Linked DNA regions of Homo sapiens: region 1 is linked to region 2. A link is a contact called in ENCODE Hi-C or POLR2A ChIA-PET data. All regions are on one chromosome and are shown on one strand. The core of a region is the stretch at or near the end of the contact, and the rest is flanking DNA. Distances in the headings are between cores, read along the strand shown.

Region 1 (6,823 bases), core at 3,416-5,915, 350 kb after region 2:
CCAGTATTATGTTGAGTATCTTTGTACTGTCTTTGGCAAATAATAATTATGATCTAAATTTTATTTGTCAAATGAGTGAACAATTCTATTGAATTATACACTGTTAAATTATACAGTTATATTAAAATTTATTTGCATATCTGTTTTCCCTAATAAACTGTGAACATTTTAAGAGCACAGACCTAGTTCTTCATCTTTATATCCTTAGTTTATAGGATATAAAAGTGCCTCCCAGCACTGTGGGAGGCTGATGCAAGAGAACTGCTTAAGGCTAGGAGTTTGAGACCAGCCTGGGCAATATAGCAAGACCTCATCTCTATTTATTTTTTAAATTAATTAAACAATGTTAAAAAATAAAAACAAAAAATAGGCCAGGCACAGTGGCTCATGCCTATCTAATCTCAGTACTTGGCTCGTAGTAGATGCTGAGGAAACACTGGATACGTGAACAAATGAATGAATGGCAGGATTGTTGTTTTAGAATTTCAGTTAAATAGTTTTCCCCAAAAGAAGGTATCTTCTTCCTTTTTTTTTTTTTTTTTTTTGAGATAGAGTTTCGCTCTTGTTGCCCAGGCTGGAGTGCAATGGCGTGATCTCAGCTCACTGCAACCTCCGCCTCCCGGGTTCAGGCATGCGCCACCACGCCCGGCTAATTTTTGTATTTTTACTAGAGATGGGGTTTCTCCATGTTTGTCAGGTTGGTCTCAAACTCCTGACCTCAGGTGATCCGCCTGCCTCGGCCTCCCAGAGTGCTGGGATTACAGGCATGGGCCACCATGCCCAGCCTCTTCTTTGACCGTGTATGTAAAGATAATGTACCTGTACTTGGCTCATACTGAGTAATTGACATTCTCAGTTTCTTCCATGTGCTAGGATTGGTAGCCTGTTTATTAATAGGAAGATAGTGTATGCACATGAAACTGTAACTATTTGAGAGGTCAGTGCTAGGATTGGTAGTCTGTTTATTAATAGGAAGATAGTGTGTACACATGAAACGGTAACTATTTGAGAGGTCAGTATTTTATGTGCCAAGGGAGTGATATGGACAGATGTTGGTTCAGTGTCATGCTAAATGTAACATCTTAATTGAGCCACTGAAAGTGTAATACCTAAAGCAAATATGTAGGATATGGCTGTTGGTTAATTGGATTGATTAAAATGGGAGCCAAAGGAGGCTTTGTCTTTCTATTTTACTTGCCTTAGATACTGCTTATATCGGACTGATTTGTTGGAGTTTTTCCTTATTCCTTTTTAGGTCCAAGACAACTTTGACAAGATTGAATTCAATAGGATGTGTTGGACCCTCTGTGTCAAAAAAAACCTCACAAAGAATCCCCTGCTCATTACAGAAGAAGATGCATTTAAAATATGGGTTATTTTCAACTTTTTATCTGAGGACAAGTATCCATTAATTATTGTGTCAGAAGAGGTAAGGTGTGGCTTGGGGAGTTTTTACTTGGTCATTTTAGCATTTAATAGACCTGGCTTGGTATTTTTTCTGTTAATTCAGCATAGATATGGAAGGAGATCCTTGGCTAGTGTTTTTGGATCAGAGGCAAAGCAGCCTGAGTATAGAAAAGCTCCAAATATAGTAATTTGGGGCATGTAATACCCCTGGAGATTTACAGGGAAAGTGGGTTTCTTCTTCTCTAAATGGCTATGATGATAAGTGAATCTATCCTCACGTCCAAAGAGTATTCTGTACAAGTCACAACATAATTTTCATACTACTTGCATATTGACAAAACGTAACTGGCTGAGTGCTGGTATACATGGGAAACACATGAGATCCAGAATGTTGTTTTCAGGGCTGTTTTGTGTGAGTAAATACTATTCTTGTTTCAAAGTCCAGGGTGATGACTTTCCATACCTTTCAAAGTAAAAGAAAGAGAATGCTTGCTTTGTTATTTTCCCTAAACTTCCAAAGGAAAAAAATAATAGGAGTAAGGCTTCTGTGCTATCTAACTGTCCTAAAAAGTGACACATGTTAATACATGGTTATTACAGTAGAAAATTCAGAAAAGATTAATATACACAATTAAAATCAGCTGTAGTCCCCACACTTTAAAAAAAAGTCATCTATAATCCCTTAACCTTGGACAAATTATTTAACCTGCAAGTCTTCATTTTCTCATCTGTGAAATAAAGCCAATTACAATGTTTAGTCTAAGGGTTGTGAAATTCTGCATTTAAAGGGTTTAGTTTAATGCCTGGCACATAGTATGTACTCAGTAACTCTTAAGACTACTCTTATTACATGCATTTTTGCATACTAGTCTGATTATTTTCTTTGAATAAACTTCCAGCAGTGGAATTCTGAGTCTTAAGAAATGCACACTTTCAGGGTATTAGATGAACAAGGCAAAGTTGCCCTTCAGAAAGGCTGTACCAAGGCATTAAAGGGTGGGAAGGATTTTGGCCAATAGTGAAGGCAGAGGAGAATTCTGGATGGAAGCAACAGTAGGCAGTGTTTTATGAGTCAGGAAAGCAAAGGGCATGTTCTAAAAGGAGTGAGGGAGGTATCCAGCTTGACTGAGTTGCCAGTCAGGATGCTTACTTAGAAACAGCCACACTGGCTGATTCAAGCCAAAAGGGGATTTTTTTTTTTTTTTTTTTTTTGAGACAGAGTTTCGCTCTTATTGCCCAGGCTGTAGTGCAATGGCGCAATCTCGGCTTATTGCAGCCTCCACCTCCCAGGTTCAAATGATTCTGCACCCCGCGGAGTAGCTGTGATTACAGGTGCCTGCCACCACACCTGCCTTTTTTTTTTTTTTTTTTTTAAGAAACGGGGTCTTACTCTGTTGCCCTGGCTGGAGTGCAGTGGTGCAATCATGGCTCACTGCAGCCTCAACCTCCTGGGCTCAGGGGATCCTCCTGTCTCAGCCTACTGAGTAGCTGGGACTACAGGTGTACATCACCACACTCAGCTAATTAAAAAAAATTTTTTTTGCAGTGATGGGGTCTTGCCATGTTGCCCAGCCTGGTATCAAACTCCTGGCCTCAAGTGATCCCTTTACCTCAGCCTCCCACAGTGCTGGGATTACAGGCATGAGCTACTGTGCAGGGCCTAAAAGGGAATTTTTTAAAAGTATGCTGGATAGCTTACAGAATCATCATGATGGCTTAAAAAACAGGTGTGGAGGCTATGCAATTTGGTCTGTCCTATTTACTGTACTGGCCACTCCATGAGGAACAACAAGGAAAATGCTGCTCCCACCAGAGGATGGGTGTTGCACTTATACCATGGAACACATCTGGTCCTGGACACTGATTGCTGCCTGTATTAGTCCATTTTCATGCTGCTGATAAAGACATACCCAAGACTGGGCAATTTATATAAGAAAGAGGTTTAATGAACTTACAGTTCCACATGGCTGGGGAGGGCTTACAATCATGGCAGAAGGTGAAAGCATGTCTCACATGGTGGCAGACAAGAGAAGAGAGCTTGTGCAGGGAAACTCTCCTTTATAAAGCCATCAGATCTCATGAGACTTATTCGCTATTACGAGAACAGCACGGGAAAGACCTGCCCCCATGATTCAGTTACCTCCCACCAGGTCCCTCTCACAACACCTGGGAATTCAAGGTGAGATTTGGGTAGGGACACAGCCAAACCATATCACTGCCCCAGAACTCAACTTTTCCTGGAACTGTTCTTCCTATGAGGGAGAGTTCTCCATAGTGCCCACTTCCCAATTATCATCAGGGCATGATGTATCTAATTGGCATGGCCTAGGTCAGGCACTGTGCACTAGCTGCAACGGAGTCTTGGAAAGGATACATTTGCATTTTCAGCTTCTACATTGGCAGGTAGGGATTTCCCCAGACATAAGAAAAGGGTTAAATGCTGGGCAGTCAAAAAAGAATGATACATGTCCTTTCTTACTGGAACATGATGGCTGTGAAGAAGATAGGCGGTAGATGAAGCTGGAGAGTTTTGACTTTATCCTGTAGGCAGTGTGGAAAGATGAGCCACTGATGATTTTTGAGGAAGAGAGTGATAGGTGAATAGATGAAATATGGAGACATGGGAGGTGAGAAGTTGAGAGAAGCTAAGTGGCATTGAGGACTAAAATACAGCGAGAATGGAAAAGAAGGCCAGATGGGAAGAACCTAGAGGTCACAGGACCAAGCATATAGTGCCTGGCTGTGGGGAAGCAGAGACAAGTTTCAGGCCTGGGCAACTGGGGAATAATATAGTATATTTGTTTAAAGCATAGTCTCTGAAATCAGACTGACTGGTTTGAAACCCACCTCTACCACTTATTAGCTTTGTGACAAATTACTCACTCTCTCTGTTTGGGGTTCCCCATCTGTAAAATGGGGATAACTACTTTCTTCATTGGACTCTGTGAGGATTGAAAAAGTTGATGTATGTGAAACATTTATTAAAGTGCCTGGACCCATGGTAGCTGCTCACTAAAAGGGGTGTGTGTGAATGAATGGTAGGATGATGAACAAATCTGGGACATATTGCATGGTGGTGGGTTTGGTACATTTGGGATTTTAGGTGGAACATCCTTGTGGAGCTGTGCACTAGAAGTGTTTATCTACAGCTTGTGAGAGGCCAGGGCTGGAGACAGAGGTGGGGAAACCACAAGAGTAGGTTAGATCAGGGAGGAAGACTGTAGTTGGAGACATGAGTGCCAAGGACGGAACCTTGGGACCATTTCTGTAGCAGAAAGAGGAAGTCGATTTGGCAAAGGAAGCTGAATTGAACACGCTATGAGGTAGGAGAACTGAGAGAGTGCTGAGTCATAGATGTCTAAGAAACACAAAGTTTTAAGAAGCACAGAAGTAGTTACTGGCATTAGATGCTATGGAAAAATTAGACAATGGTAAGTGAGAAGTTGCCCTTGGATTTAACAATTAGGTGCTCGCTGGTGATCAAGGAGAAGGCAGTTTCGCTGTAGTGGTGGGAACAGTTTCTTAGTGCTTAATAACAATGATGTAATCGTGTATGTATGTTAAAAAGGAAATGAAAAATAAAACATGCTATGAAATTTTTGTCCAAGGAAATTGTCTAGCTTAATACAGAGGTGTATAGAAGGGAATGTCTGTAGAAAAGAATATCCCAGTGGTGGTTTTAAAACCTAGCTGCTGCTTGAAAGAATTGTGCAAATAAAATTTACAGTATTTTAGGCTAAGTGTGCTGGCTCAAGCCTATAATCCCAGCACTTTGGGAGGCTGAGGCGGGCAGATCGCTTGAGCTCATGAGTTCAAGACTAGCCTGGGCAACATGGTGAAACCCTGTGTCTACAAAAAAATACAAAAATTAGCTGGGCATGGTGGTGTGCACCTGTTGTCCCAGCCACTTGGGAGGCTTAGGTGGGAGGATGGCTTGAGTCTGAAAGGGTGGTTTGAGCCTGGGAGGTGGAGCTTGCAGTGAGCAGAGAGTGGCATCATGCCACTGCATTGTAGCCTGGGAGATAGAGCCAGACCTTGTCTCAAAAAAAAAAAAAAAAAATTACAGTATTTTAAAACATTTTGTAGTTATACTGTGTTCCACAATTAATTGTGTTTTCTTTGAAAAACTGGATGTGGGGTGGGTCTCTTACCCTTGATGTTTTGTTTTTTTCCATCACTAAAATATTTGGTGGACTTGAAAGTGACCTTGTCCTGATTTCAGAATTAGAAATTAGTGAGTGTTTTTATTGCCTTAGGCAGCACTTGCTTAATGTGGATGACATGTCAATGGCATTAAATCACCATTGAGCCACAGGCTGTGAAGGGAGCCAGTCAGCATCAGTTTTCTGACTATTGTGCCTAAGAAACTCAAAAGATTTGTGCTGCAGGCATCCCGAAGGATTGGGACCCACATGGGCCTTGATGTGCGTTTCTGTAGGCCAGAGCCCAGCCAAGGCTCCTGGCATGTTTTTCTTCACCTTTGCAGGCTAACAGAAATGTCTTGATTCTCTTTCAAATCAAGTTAATCTCATTTGAGAAGTGAACAGCCTTTCTTTGATTTGTTAGAATAGCCAGGCAGCATACCTTGTCATGTTACTGTTTGGACTCACTCTGTGCTTTGACAGCTTTTACTCTCTCATCATTTCTTCTGGTTAGAAGTAGAATTTGAGTTAGTTTTATAGATTTTCCTCTGGGGCCAGGAGTGCTTGTGTGGGGAAAGAAGGGATCATTGGAGTAGATTTATGTGAGATTGCTTTGTCTAGCTGCTGAATTACCCTCCTGAGGTTAATCACATGGATTTGTATTTATGAAGCTCTTAGCCTATCACCTGGCCTTTGACCAAGCACTGCAAACTCAAGGTTATGCTATATTATGAAAAATACATTCTCTGTTAGCTTTTGCTTCCTTTCTGAATAATAACACTTCAAAAACTATATTTGGACTGATTGTAGACTTACAGATTTTAATAAAATTTAATGTGAAAACAGATATATTTAAAAAATAAATTTTGAAGTATAATGTCATAATTTTTCATGAACATATAGGTGGGTTTAACTTGTTATCAGTAGTTTTTAGGATTTATAAATTTGAAGTAATACTTCTTTCCAATAATCCACTTACCGTAATGATCATTTGCATTTTGTTTAGAGTGTTTTTTAAGAAAGATTTTTTTTTAAGCCTTAATTAATACAATGTAAAATATAACCAGCCTGGCTTGGTGGTTCATGCCTGCAATCTTTGGGAGGCTGAGGTGGGAGGATTGCTTGAGCTGGGGAGTTTGAGACCAGCCTGGGCAACATGGTGAAACCTCGTCTCTACAAAAAATACAAAAATTAGCTGGGCACAGTGGCACATGCCTGAAGTCTCAGCTACTCGGGAGGCTGAAGTGGGAGGATCACCCAGGAGGCAGACATTG
Region 2 (6,269 bases), core at 842-3,341:
TGTAAGTACCCATATCAATGCTACTTAGGCCATCTGCTCTGTCCCTGAGTTGTCCTTGACCTGGAGGCCCCCTTGGAGCCTCAGCTCTCCCTGCTACTGCCACCTAGAATCTGTCACTGACAACTTGCAGAGCTCCACTGCCCATCTCTCTCTGGCCAGTAGGTAAATGCCTTTCTTACATTCAGCTCTTTAAAAACCGAGAATCCCACAGAGTGTGTGCTGGGTTCTCAATAATTCAATTCTTTCAGCATGCCACACAGAAGAGGACCTGGGCCCCTGGTGATTCGGTTGTTTCCATTTTAGTACACAGCCTTCTCCTTCCCAGGACTGATAAGCATGCCCCAGAGGGTTGAGCTGGGGCAGGTTCAAGTACAGCCTTATAGAATCTTCACAAACACTGTCTTCTCTAGCACTTAGGCCCTGTGGCCAATTCTACTCCTTATAAGGGTATCCTTGGTACAGAATTTTTCCTGTAAGGAATCCATTATTTCTTTCTGCAAGCTGTATTTCATCAGGTGATAATCATTTTTAAATCAAATTTTATTTCCCACAATACTTCTGGATCCAAGATTAAAGGATGGGGCTAGATGTTTCAAGCCTTCTGTAACAGCAACAGAGCAGAGCACAATGATGCCTTCGAAAACCTGCAGCAACAAGGACACTCTGCTATATACAATATCTATCAGAGTGCTGGTAAATGCCTCACAACCATCAAGCCATCTCCCTCCCCCATATATTTATTCCTCTGTGAAGCCTTTCTTCTTCCCCCTCTATTACACTGAGTTGCTCTCTGTCCTGTTCACACTTCGATCAGAGCACTTATTACACAGTATAATGACGACGTGATTATGTATTTATCTCCCCTCACCAGAGCTCTGGAGGGCAGGAATCCGAGTACCACAATACAGGATGCAGAGCAGGCCTAAAATATTTATGGGAAGGATGGGAGCCGGACTATGATGGATCGCTTTAAATACCAGGGAAAGGACTTTCCACTCAAACCAAAATTCAACAGAGTATTAAATTTTCTTGCACAGAGGAATGACTTGCAGAATACAGTGTGCCATAAAAATGCACCCGGTCATTGTGTGAAGTTGGATGGGAATGTGGCAAAACCAGTTAGGAAGTTGCTGAGGTGACTCTGTCCATGGAGAGGAAGAACTACATCTAAAAGGCATTTCAAAGAAAATACAGGCCAGGCACGGTGGCTGTCGCCTGTAATCCCAGCACTTTGGGAGGCCAAGGCAGGCGGATCACGAGGTCAAGAGATCGAGACCATCCTAGCCAATATTGTGAAATCCTGTCTCTACTAAAAATACAAAAATCAGCTGGGCGTGGTGTCGTGCGTCTGTAGTCCCAGCTACTCAGGAGGCTGAGGCAGGAGAATCGCTTGAACCCAGGAGGAACCCAGGAGGGGGAGGTTGCGGTGAGCCGAGATCGCGCCAGCCTCGTGACAGAGGGAGACTCCGTCTCAAAAAAAAAAAAAAAAAAAAAAAGGAAAGAAAGAGAAAATACAAACAAAAGCTGAGATTTGCTGAGTTCCTACCATGTGCTACGCAATGCCAACAACAAGGTGGCATGGAATAATCCTCATGTCTGTTAAGTGGGTGGGGGTAGGAGTGGGGGTAGGAGTAGGGGAGTGTCACACATCTGCAAACGGTAACGTTGAACTTCCAAAGTAGGTCCATCGGGCTCTCAGGACCCGCGGCTGTCCGAGGCCTCAGTTGCCTCAATTAGTCTTAGGCTAACTTCCTCCTTGCGCTGGGGGGTGGGGAATACTTTCCCGTGCGGAGGCCTCAGCTCCTCAATGTACAGAGAAGAGCCTTGCAGGGCCTAAACACTGGAGTTCAGGGATCCTTTATCAAGCTGCCAAACCTTTTCAGGGGCTTGGAAGGACACCTAAGGGCGGAAGCGGGCGCGTTGTGGCCCCCGTGGGGCAGTGGGAAGGCAGCAGGGCCTCGCGGGCGGAGGCCGGAGCGCCGCTGACGCCGGAGCGGAAGCCGCTGAGTCATGGTGGGGGCAGGAATGCAGCGCATTTGGAGAAGGCCCGGGACGCCGGCGGCTCCAGCATTACTGAGCAGTGACTTGGCGTCCGCACCTTCACTGCAGTCGGGAACCACCAGTGACGGCGGTGACCGGAAGAGCTGAGTCACCGCAGGCGACGGCGAGCGACGCCGGCGGGGAGGGGCTGACGCGCCTGGGGCCGCGCGCCTGGGCTCCAGGGCCCCGCGCGTCGCCACGATCCCGACGTTGCAATCCCCGCCAGCTCGGCGGGGGCCGCACGGGGCTGGGTCTCCCGGATCCCGCCCGGGGATTGGAGTCTGAGGCTGAAATTTGAAATCTTGAAGTGGCCCCAAGCCACAAATACTACAGACTGGTTTCAGTGGGAATTAGGACCTTGTGAAAGGAGACAGCAGTGCCCCAAAGACTGGGTAGATTTTGAAGATCAAAGGCACTTGCCTAGGAACAAAAATGATTTGCCTGACTCAGTTCCAAAATGCAGCAAATAATAATTAAAGCGAAACACACACGCACTGTTTTTTTTAAATGCAAGAGCAAAACTTTTAAAATTCCAAAAGAAAATAAATCTTGGTTTCCGAGATGAATTCGTCAAAGGAAAATATCTTGGGGCCCCCATATCACTAAGCTAAAGGGAAAAGTCAAGCTGGGAACTGCGTAGGGAAAACCTGTCTCCCATTCTATTCAAAGTTACCCCTCTGCTCACTAACATAAATGCGTTATCTGATTGCCTCTTTTGGAGGCTGGGTGCGGTGGCTCACACCTGTAATCCCAGCACTTTGGGAAGGAGAGGCGGGCGGATCACTTGAGGTTAGGAGTTCCAGACCAGCCTGGCCAACATAACGAAATCCCGTCTCTACTAAAAATACAAAAATTAGCCGGGCATGCTGGTGGGCGCCTGTAATTCCAGCTACTCGGGAGGCTGAGGCAGGAGAATCGCTTGAACTCGGGAGGCGGAGGTTGCAGTGAGCCGAGCTCAGCCACTACGCTCCAGCCTGAGCAACAGAGCCAGACTCCCTCTCAAAAAATAAGATTAAAAAAAAAAAAGAATCCAGGCTGGGCACGGTGGCTCACGCCTGTAATCCTAACACTTTGGGAGGCCAAGGCGGGTGGATCACCTGAAGTCAGGAGTTCGAGATCAGCCTGGTGAACATGGAGAAACCCCTATCTCTACTAAAAATATATAAATTAGCTGGGCGTGGTGGCGGGCGCCTGTAATCCCAGCTGCTTGGGAGGCTGAGGCAGGAGAATCGCTTGAACCCGGGAGCAGAGGTTGCAGTGAGCCGAAATTGGGCCACTTCTCCCCAGCCTGGGCGAAAGAGGGAAACTCCATATGAAGAAAGAAAGAGAGAGAGAGAGGGAGGGAAGCTCAAAAGAATGCAACCATTTGTCTCCTATCTACCTATGACCTGGAAAGCCCCCATTTCCAGACCAAACCCGTGTTGATCTTATATATGTCGATTGATGTCTCATGTCTCCCTAAAATGTAGAAAACCAAACTGTGCTCTGACCACCTTGGGCACATGTCCTCAAGGAGGTCCTCAGGGCACGTATCCTCAACCTTGGCAAAATAAACTTTTTAAATTAACTGAGACCTATCTCAGATTTTCGGGGTTCACAAGTTCTAACAGGATGGGAGTTTTGCAGAGGGAACTTTCCAAAGGTCCCTGAAACTTGCTTGGTGGTACCAGGACTCAGTAGTTTATCTCTTTCTCTAGTTTCTTCCCACTTCCACACTACTGAAGCCAGAACTCATTTTTGTATAATAGTGCTTAATTAGGCTGGACACAGTGGCTCACGCCTGTAATCCCAGCTACTTGGGAGGCTGAGGCAGGAGAATCGCTTGAACTCGGGAGGCAGAGGTTGCAGTGAGCCGAGATCGCGCCATTACACTCCAGCCTGGGCAACAAGAGCGAAACTTCATCTCAAAAATAATAATAATAATAATGCTTAATCAATTTTGTTCAGGTTTCTTTTTTAGACAAAAAACAAGTATATTATAGAATTTTCTCGGGATGGTGGGGGGAACACACTCAATTACAGTCGCTAAACCAGAAACCACAATTACTTTTGCTTCTTTTCCTACATTTTGTTCACAAGAAGAAGTTTTTGTTTTTGTTTTGTTTTGTTTTGAGATAGTGTCTCACTCTGTCGCCCAGGCTGAAGTGCAGTGGTGCGGTGTGGGCTCACTGCAAGCTCTGCCTCCTGGGTTCAAGTGATGCTCTCACCTCAGCCTCCCAAATAGCTGGGATTACAGGTGCCTGCCACCACACCCAATTAATTTTTGTATTTTTAGTAGAGATGGGGTTTTGCCATGTTGGCCAGGCTGGTCTCGAACCCCTGACCTCAAGTGATCCGCCCACTTCAGCCTACCAAAGTGCTGAGATTACAGGCGTGAGCCACTGTGCCTGGCCTCAATGTGTAAGTCTTTTTTAATCAGATCAGTGATTAAATGGAGAAAACAAAACAAAAGAAAACAAAATAATGGATAATGGTGGAAATGAATGTAATGTCACAGATTTTTTTTGTTTTTTATTTTTTGTTTTGAGATGGAGTCTAGCTGTGTTGCCCAGGCTGGAGTGCAGTGGCACGATCTTGGCTCACTACAACCTCCGCCTGCCAGGTTCAAGCGATTCCCCTGCCTCAGCCTCCCGAGTAGCTGGGATTACAGGCGTCTGCCACCACGCCCAGCTAATTTTTGTATTTTTAGTAGAGACGGGGTTTCACTGTGTTGGTCAGGCCGGTCTCGAACTCCTGACCTTGTAATCCGCCCACCTCTGCCTCCCAAAATGCTGGGATTACAAATGTAAGCCACCACGCCTGGCCTGTCGTAGATTTTTTGTCTTGGGCAATGGGACTGAGGATAAGAGGGAGAAGAAAAAGGTCAAGAAGCTATTCCTTTTCATCTGAAAGTTCTTATGCACTTCTTTGTAACCATGTGCATATATTACTTCTTACTTTTTTGTTGTTTTATTTTGGATGTGTGGTCTGAGTGCTTGCTTTTGAGTCAGTGGGCTTGACAGTTCTTCAAACTGAAAACTAATCTAAGAGTCCCAGATCTGGTTCTGGTATAACACACAGCAGAATTTTGCTATTTCATTGTTTTCGCTTAGGCACCATTTTCAACTGCTGCTGTTCATTCTTCCATTCAACACATATTTGTTAAGGGGCTTTTACGTGCCAGGCACTATAGTAAGGTCCTGAAGATGTCCTTCAAACAGCCAGCCAAAATTTGGAACATGTTTTGTGCCAGCTACATAGAGTGTGTTTTTGTTAAAGACTTCTATTATTGTGGGCCTTTGTTCTTGTTGCTAGTCAATCTTGGGATGATCTAATAGAATGTAGATTTCTTTGCAACAGAGCTGGACCCAGAACATTCCATTCTAGACTCTAGGGTCCTGCACGTGTGAAATAGAGATAGGACTGACTTTGGGCACTGTGACAAGTAATTCTCTTCCATTAATGCTGCTTTTCTGGAGCTATGCCCTAAGATAATGTTATACCAAAGGGTCCTGTGAACACTTTGCTGCAGAAATTATTTGATTCAAATCAATTCAATTTAAAATCATGTATTGAGTGCCTACTACTTATAAGCATGGGGTAGGAATGGGAGATGAGCCAAAGATGAAAATAACCCAGATCCTGAAGCTCATCATTTTTTGAGAGTCTTAAATCTTCCTAAAGACTGATCCAGATACTTCTCTTTTTAAAACCTTTAATGGGTCTCATTGGCTTTCAGATTTTTTTTATTTCAAAAAAAACCCGCTGCATTTTAACTGAGTACCAGACACCGTGCTAGGGGTTGGTTATACCATTTCAGAAAATTACATTATTGATGGCAATGGTGTTGGTGGTATTTGAGTCACCTGCACAACATGCATGTATCAATCAGAATTTGCAGCTGTAACATGCATGATTTTGCTACGTATAGTTGCTAGCAACTGACTACTACTTTATTTATTTATTTATTTATTCATTTATTTATTTATTTATTTATTGAGACAGAGTCTCGCTCTGTAGCCTAGGCTGGAGTGCAGTGGCGCAATCTCGGCTCACTGCAACCTCTGCCTCCTGGGCTCAAGCCATCCTCCCATCTCAGCTTCCTGAGTTGCTGGGACTACAGGTGCATGCCGCCACACCTGGCGAATTTTTGTATTTTTTGCAGAGATAGTGTTTCGCCATGTTGCCCAGGCTGGTCTTGAACTCCTGAGCTCAAGTGATCTGCTTGCCTTGGCCTTCCAAAGTGCTGG

The links. Hi-C counts contacts between places; a loop is a spot of excess contacts on that map. ChIA-PET counts read pairs that join two places held with the same protein, here RNA polymerase II (POLR2A). Pooled maps may share reads with other maps.
Region 1: a pooled map shows a loop between it and region 2 (3-fold over the local background). The contact joins two enhancer-like sites. A Hi-C loop is called at or near these places in 2 of 50 pooled maps. POLR2A ChIA-PET finds 5 or more read pairs at or near these places in 3 of 52 experiments (H1, WTC11 and activated naive CD8-positive, alpha-beta T cell).

The regions. Positions count from the first base shown.
Region 1 is chr11:9,712,211-9,719,033 of GRCh38, forward strand. SWAP70 (switching B cell complex subunit SWAP70) reads left to right here. Exons shown (of 12, transcript NM_015055.4): 3 at 1,256-1,429. Among named protein-coding and RNA genes, the nearest start is that of SBF2-AS1, 43 kb to the right of the region's middle. Within about 2 kb of position 4,666, at least 12 of the 41 ENCODE cell types and tissues checked have a DNase peak (open chromatin) inside an H3K27ac peak, as active enhancers do.
Region 2 is chr11:9,362,385-9,368,653 of GRCh38, forward strand. No RefSeq gene overlaps it. Among named protein-coding and RNA genes, the nearest start is that of IPO7, 19 kb to the right of the region's middle. RefSeq lists enhancers at 1,327-2,526, 2,162-2,863 and a silencer at 2,157-2,336. Within about 2 kb of position 2,092, at least 41 of the 41 ENCODE cell types and tissues checked have a DNase peak (open chromatin) inside an H3K27ac peak, as active enhancers do.